2 separate regions of the Mus musculus genome follow, and region 2 is linked to region 1. Evidence: chromatin loops called from intact Hi-C (ENCODE). Cell type or tissue: heart. All regions are shown on one strand. Each heading gives the region's core, and the rest is flanking DNA. Links, peaks and the distances in the headings are about the cores only.

Region 1 (2,910 bases), core at 220-2,719:
CAGATCTCCAGACTGCCCAGGGCGGTGCTCCTCTCAACCAGTTCACATGGCAATACAACAGAGCCAAACCTCTGATGTCCACTGGGAAGCGAGGTAATCACTCATTCAACACATGTATTCTGGCACCAGGCACCAGTCCCTCTAGGAAGGTCCCAGCAAGAAACAAAAGAAAAATCCTTGGCCTACTGACTTTACATTGTGGCTCACGGAGATGAGCAAAATACAGGGTTTACTGCAGTGGTAAGTATCACAGAGAAAGATGGAGACAGTGTTTCAGGATATGCGACTTTAGAGCTGGGTGCCATTTAAGGATCTGTAACAATACTGCATCCATTGTAGTTTTCCTAAGCATTTCCCAAACTAGGATTACTCTGTTACGGGAAAGGTCTGGCCTGGAAATTCAGTTTGATTGACTGCCTTAACCTCTGAACTGCCAGCCCTGAGCTGTCATATTGGTGATCTAAATTTCTTGTTCACAGACACCTGACCCCTAAGTCCACAAAGAGCCCAATGTTGTAAGGCCAGGCTAGGCTAAAAGCCAGAAGTTTCAAGGGCACTTGGATTGCTTCTGGAGTTCGAAGGTCTCCAAAAGCAAAGATTCAAGAACAGCATATGTGTCCGAGTTCTGCTGGGACAGAGCCCTAAGAAACGGCATACACATAATTTTCCATTTTCTGATCTGTCAATTCTAGTGACATTGCTATCATTCGTCTATATTTAACCAGCTTACTGGGCACTTTCTCTACCTTTTAGTGCCCCCCCCCACCCCCCATATTAAAAGAGCAAACCAGTTTGCCTGAAGGAAAGTTGCTAAAGAAAAGACAGGAGCCCATCTCACAAATTCTGATCCGATGCTATAAGCTTGGTCTCAACCTTTTCATTAACCTAGTAAACTGGGCTAAGGTTTGCGTCGCTTAAGTTTTACAGTGCCCTCTTGGTGGTTACAATCGCTGGGTCCTCGGTGGTAACTGTAGCCAAAGAACGACCCCGGGTCTTCTCAAATTCGCAACAGTTTTGCCTGTTTGTAACAAGGGAGTGGCAAAGTGACAGTTGGGCTTTGGGGGTGGGGGCTTCCCACCGACCTCTTACAGGGTTCTCCTTCTGCCTAAGCCGCGGGTGTTTGTTTTGGCTTCCCCGCGCAAAACCTGGCCGGCCCACTGTGCGGTGACTCGGAGGTAAAACTTCTGCGGGGCTCCGCGGGCCGGGCGGGGCCTGTCGGGGCGAAGGGGCGGCTCTTCCCGGAGCAGCCCCGCCCTGCTCGCGGGTGCGGGTCCAGGACGGCCTGTACACCGTGTTTGGGGCTTTTGCGGACCTCCAGGGACTCCGGGATCGGGGCGATCTCGGTGGAGAGGCCCATGGGCGCCCGAGGGGCGCGGCGGCAGAGCCACTGGAGCCGCAGGCGGCCAGGCCAGAGAGAGAGGGAGGGATGCGGAGGCGATGGGCGGCGGCGCCCGCTCACCTGATGTACGGGCTGGCCGCCGCCAGGATGTTCTTCTGCACCGGGATCTCCTCGCCGTCGAGGACCAGATGCGCGTCGCAGAAACGCGCCTCCTCCCGGAACGAGCTGAGCGCCCGCAGCAGGCGCGCGGCGTGCTGAGGGTCGGACACAGCGCTGCCCTCGGCCATCGCGCCTCCCGCTCCTCCGCCGCCACCTGCCCGACCCGCCCGCCCGAGTCCCGCGCACGTCCCCGCCGGCCACTCCTCGCGTCCGCTCGCCCGCCCGCCCGGACTGAGTGAAGCTCTGGAGTCAGAGCTGGAAGTTCAACAACGCGCCTGCGCCATCGGCAGCGCGTGCGGACGGCGCCTTTAAGGAGCTGTGCCGTTGCGTCATCTTTCCGCGACGCCCCCGCGCCCCGCCCTACCTCGCAGCAGCCAATCAGAAGGGCTGGGCTGCGAGCGCCGGGCGCGCCCACGGGCTGTGCTTGGTGCGGGCGGAAGGGTTTAGCGGTTCCGCGGTATCCAATTCCCAGTCTCGGCGAACCGAGTGCTCTCAGTGTGGAAGGGAGTGAGACGCAGAGTGAAGCCGAGGACTTATTATTCCTTTCGCGGGAGTTACGCCTCGCTACGTTCACGTCCATTAGTTCCGGGCAGAACGCGGAGTCCGCCAGAAGCCTTCGCTGAAGACGTCGCGAGTGAAGCGAGAGAAACAAGCAGTTTTGCAAGGCTGTGGCAAGGAAGGTGTTTTCCTCTTGCAATTGGGGACCGGGAGCAATGGAAGGGTTTTAAATACCGCGGTAGGGGTAAGGTGTTCCGAAGGTTTCTAAGATCGGGGTCTTTAAAGCAGATCGATGCCAAGATTAGATAGTGGGCTGGATAAAAGGACTCTGTGGTATATGCCCTCCCTTCCGCCCCCGCACAAGAGTACAATTGGGAAGGAGAGGGGGTCCAGTTAATTGCATGATTGCCATCCCTACCTTTTAGGAAAGATAAAGTCTGAAAGACTAGGGGGTATGAAGGCCAGATGTTCGGATGGTGGGGGCTAGACTTCCCACAGAGACAGATCAAGGCTGTGGTACTAAGCACCCCTGGGTGTGCTCACTCTGCAGGGCGAGCCTCGTCTGTGTCCCTGGAAGTTGCTGAAGGTGCTTGGGAGTGGAGGAAGTAGCTACCATTTTGTGCAAACATTAGGTGCTCGAGGCTACAGAGAATTAAGTCTTATGAGGACCAAGGATCAGAACATTGGGGCAGCATTCAAAGTAAGGCAGGATGTGGTTTTCAGTGCGTCAGCACAGCCTCCCGTAGTCCAAAGGCCCCAAGGAAAGTCTTGGTTTTCACCCTGGAAGCAGCAAGGCTTTGGCGTCACTGATAGGAATCAGAGTATAAACTATACTCAAGATAGGAGACTAGGGGAGTAAAGTCAAGGAAGTTACTAGTAGAAGATCGATACATTTCCAGTTTCCATTTCAAACA
Region 2 (2,910 bases), core at 318-2,817, 180 kb after region 1:
TATAGGATGTTCCAGTGTCTGGTGCTAGGTATACCACTGAGGTGTACTGTGCCTAACCATGTGAAATGATTAAAGAGAAAAAAAAATAGAAGTCTGGTGTGGTGGTGCACGCCTTTAATTCAGGAGGCAGAGGCAGGCGGATTTCTGAGTTCCAGGACAGTCAGGGCTACACAGAGAAACCCTGTCTTGAAAAACCAAAAAAAGGAAAGGAAAAAAGAAAAGAAAAAAAAAAAGAAATTAGGCCAGGGGCTAGAGGGGTCAGTGGTTAGGAGGGCTTGCTGTTCCTGCTTCTTGCAGACAACCTGGGGGTTGTTTCCAGCACCCATGTGGTAGCTCAAAACCATCCCTAACTCCAGTTCCAGGGGATCTGATGCCTTCTATTTCTGAAGGAATCACAGGCACATAAGATGCTCAAGCTCAGGGCGAGGTTTACCCATGGTTCTCTGTGTGCATTGACCTTTAGAGAGGGGAATAGGTGTCAACTGGTCAGCAGTGCACACGGTGTGTCTGCACATGGTCAACAGTGCACAAGGTGTGTCTGAACTTCCATCCTGTTCAGGTTTCTATTTAGTAGCCATAGACACTAGAACTTTCTGAAACTGGCTTAAACTGTTGTTTACAACTCAAGTGCACTTACTGCCACCGTAGTTTCTGAAAGCTGATATGGCGCACTCTAACGTCAACTATAAAAATGCTGACTGGGAGTTTGGGATTACACATGCACACTGATATGAATGTATAACTGGCTTGGTGTCTCCCAACACTTAGAAGGTGGAGACCAGAAGGTCAGGAGTTCAAGGTCATCTTTTAGCTACAGATCCCATGGCCAGCCTGGGCTCAGATGAGCTCAAATAAAAACAAACTCCACTACCAAACCAAACCCCTCGGTGACACCCCCCACCCTCTCAAGGAAAGTGGGTAGACTGCTCTAGCATATCTCCTCGGACTACAGCATGCAATTCTATACTTATTTGCTTTAGCCTGGCTCTCATGTAGTCCAGGCTGAACTGGAGGGTAGAGAGTCAAGGACCACCTTGACTCCAGAGTTTCCTGCTTTCAACTTCCATGGGCTGGACTAAAGGCATGCACCACCACACCTGGCATACTTTCTTTCTTTGCCATTTTTTCTTTAGTCTTTGTCTATTTTCTTAACATCTTTGAATGTTTTCAAAGAATTAAAACCTCAGAAATATAGTAGGGGGAAGGGGGGGCTGGTGATGGAGAGATGGTTTAGTGGTCAAAAGCTCTGGCTGCCCTTCCAAAAGACCTGGGTTCAGTTCCCAGGATCTGCATGGATGTTTATGAATGCCTCTAACACCAGTTCCAAAGTATCCGATCCCGCTTTTAACCGCCATGGACACCAGGCATGGAAGTAGTGCACCGACACACATTCATCCAGAATGCCAATACACTTAAAAAATAATTAAAGTTAAAAAAAAAAATTGTTCACAAGGTATTAAATCGTAAAACTCCACAAAACAAAGCAACACTTTGGAGGCTGACTATGTTGGGTTTTAGTAGAACCACTAGAGGGCGCCCCACACAGTATCTGGTATGAAAAAGACCAGTGGTATGGAACTGCAGACTCTGCTGCAGCAGACTGGAAAATTTGACCTGCCCCCTTCCCCACCCCCACTTCTGAGCTTTTCTGTGGCTGTTGAAAAGACTTGTCTACCTTCGGTTGTAAAGATCATGGTTGAGTGGCCAGGTCTGGTGGCATGTGCTTGTAATTCCAGCATTCAGAGACAGAAGGAAGCTGTTGGAGGCCAGACTAGACGTCATAGTGAAAGCCTACCTCAAAACACCGAGGAACGGAGACACATCTTGGTGACAGACTCGCTGTCTAGCAGGCGAACCTAGAAAACAATGAAAGAGTGTGTCTTTATGACTGTCCAGTATGAACATGGTGTACATACATATACACAGGCAGAACACTCATACGCATAAATCCAAAAATACATAGAAAATTTTAGAAATATGTGTCATAGCCCATTAGATACGCTGGTATAGCAATATAATTACAATATCTATCATATATGCTTGTTAAAGTATTTCCCTCATATATATGGGGGAAATAACAAATATTCACAGTCTAGAAGAGGACTTTGTTCCAACTTCATGTGTCATATACATCACATCTTTAGAGGCCGTTAATGCTATAAATCTATGCTATCGATTGTATATATGCTATACTGTATATATATTATATAATGCTATAAGTGTAAAAAGTAGTAATTCTTAGCCATTTTTTCCAAAAGCCTTTGACTCAGCCTGCTTTTGGAGACTTGTTTTCTTAATACTTTTTAAACCAGAAAGCAAAGGGACCTTGGAACTAGACATGAGTTGGGCACCAAGGGCAGCATAGTGGAGAAGTGGGCGGCCCCCTCGCGAGAAACTGCTGCTTCTGCCCCACTAAAGTGGGCAGCACCAAAAAGAACAAAACCAGAAATCCTTCCTGTCAGCAGGTGTGGAAGCCCACGCCCTCGATCCCTTCAATGTTGATTTAGGACATCGAGGAAGGAGGGTTGCCATGAGTTCGAGACCGCACCAGGCTACAAAACAAGGAAGACTCGGTCTCAAAATTATGCAACTAGGAATGAGTCGTCCCGCGAAGTTCTGCTCTCGCTTTCAACACGGGATCCCAAGAAGGAAGGGACGATTCTGCCCAAAGGAAGAAGTGGCCAAATCTCCAGACACTGTTTGTGTGGCCTCTGAGGCATTCCTTCTAGAAGGCAAAAGGCTGTTGCAGCGCAACTTGGCCGCCCAACGTCGCCAGTGCCTGCGAAGCTCTCGAAGCGTCTGGCAACGCGGCACCTAGCAACCACGCACAGAGCGACGGGAATGCTCCTTAGCCCCGCCCTCAGAGGGGACTCCGCCCTTGAGCTGGTTTGTTGCGGGGTTACGTCACTT

What was found. Hi-C counts contacts between places; a loop is a spot of excess contacts. Peaks named below come from ENCODE experiments on the same cell type or tissue, not always from the same donor. Only the 100,000 strongest peaks of a DNase experiment are listed, where the experiment ranks them.
Region 2: a loop joins it to region 1, with 3 times the contacts of the local background. A loop is called at or near these places in 1 of 42 quality-filtered maps.

Annotation. Positions count from the first base shown.
Region 1 is chr8:117,156,851-117,159,760 of GRCm38, reverse strand. Gan (giant axonal neuropathy) reads right to left here and starts at 1,780. Exons shown (of 11, transcript NM_001081151.2): 1 at 1,460-1,780. The coding sequence starts at 1,626. In heart, for the core only: a CTCF peak has its summit at 1,557; a DNase peak (open chromatin) is centred at 1,830; H3K4me3 peaks cover 2,311 bases; H3K27ac peaks cover 1,759 bases.
Region 2 is chr8:116,978,989-116,981,898 of GRCm38, reverse strand. No RefSeq gene overlaps it. Among named protein-coding and RNA genes, the nearest start is that of 1700030J22Rik, 1.5 kb to the right of the region's middle. In heart, for the core only: CTCF peaks have their summits at 1,526 (motif pointing right) and 2,763; a DNase peak (open chromatin) is centred at 1,538; H3K4me3 peaks cover 481 bases; H3K27ac peaks cover 183 bases.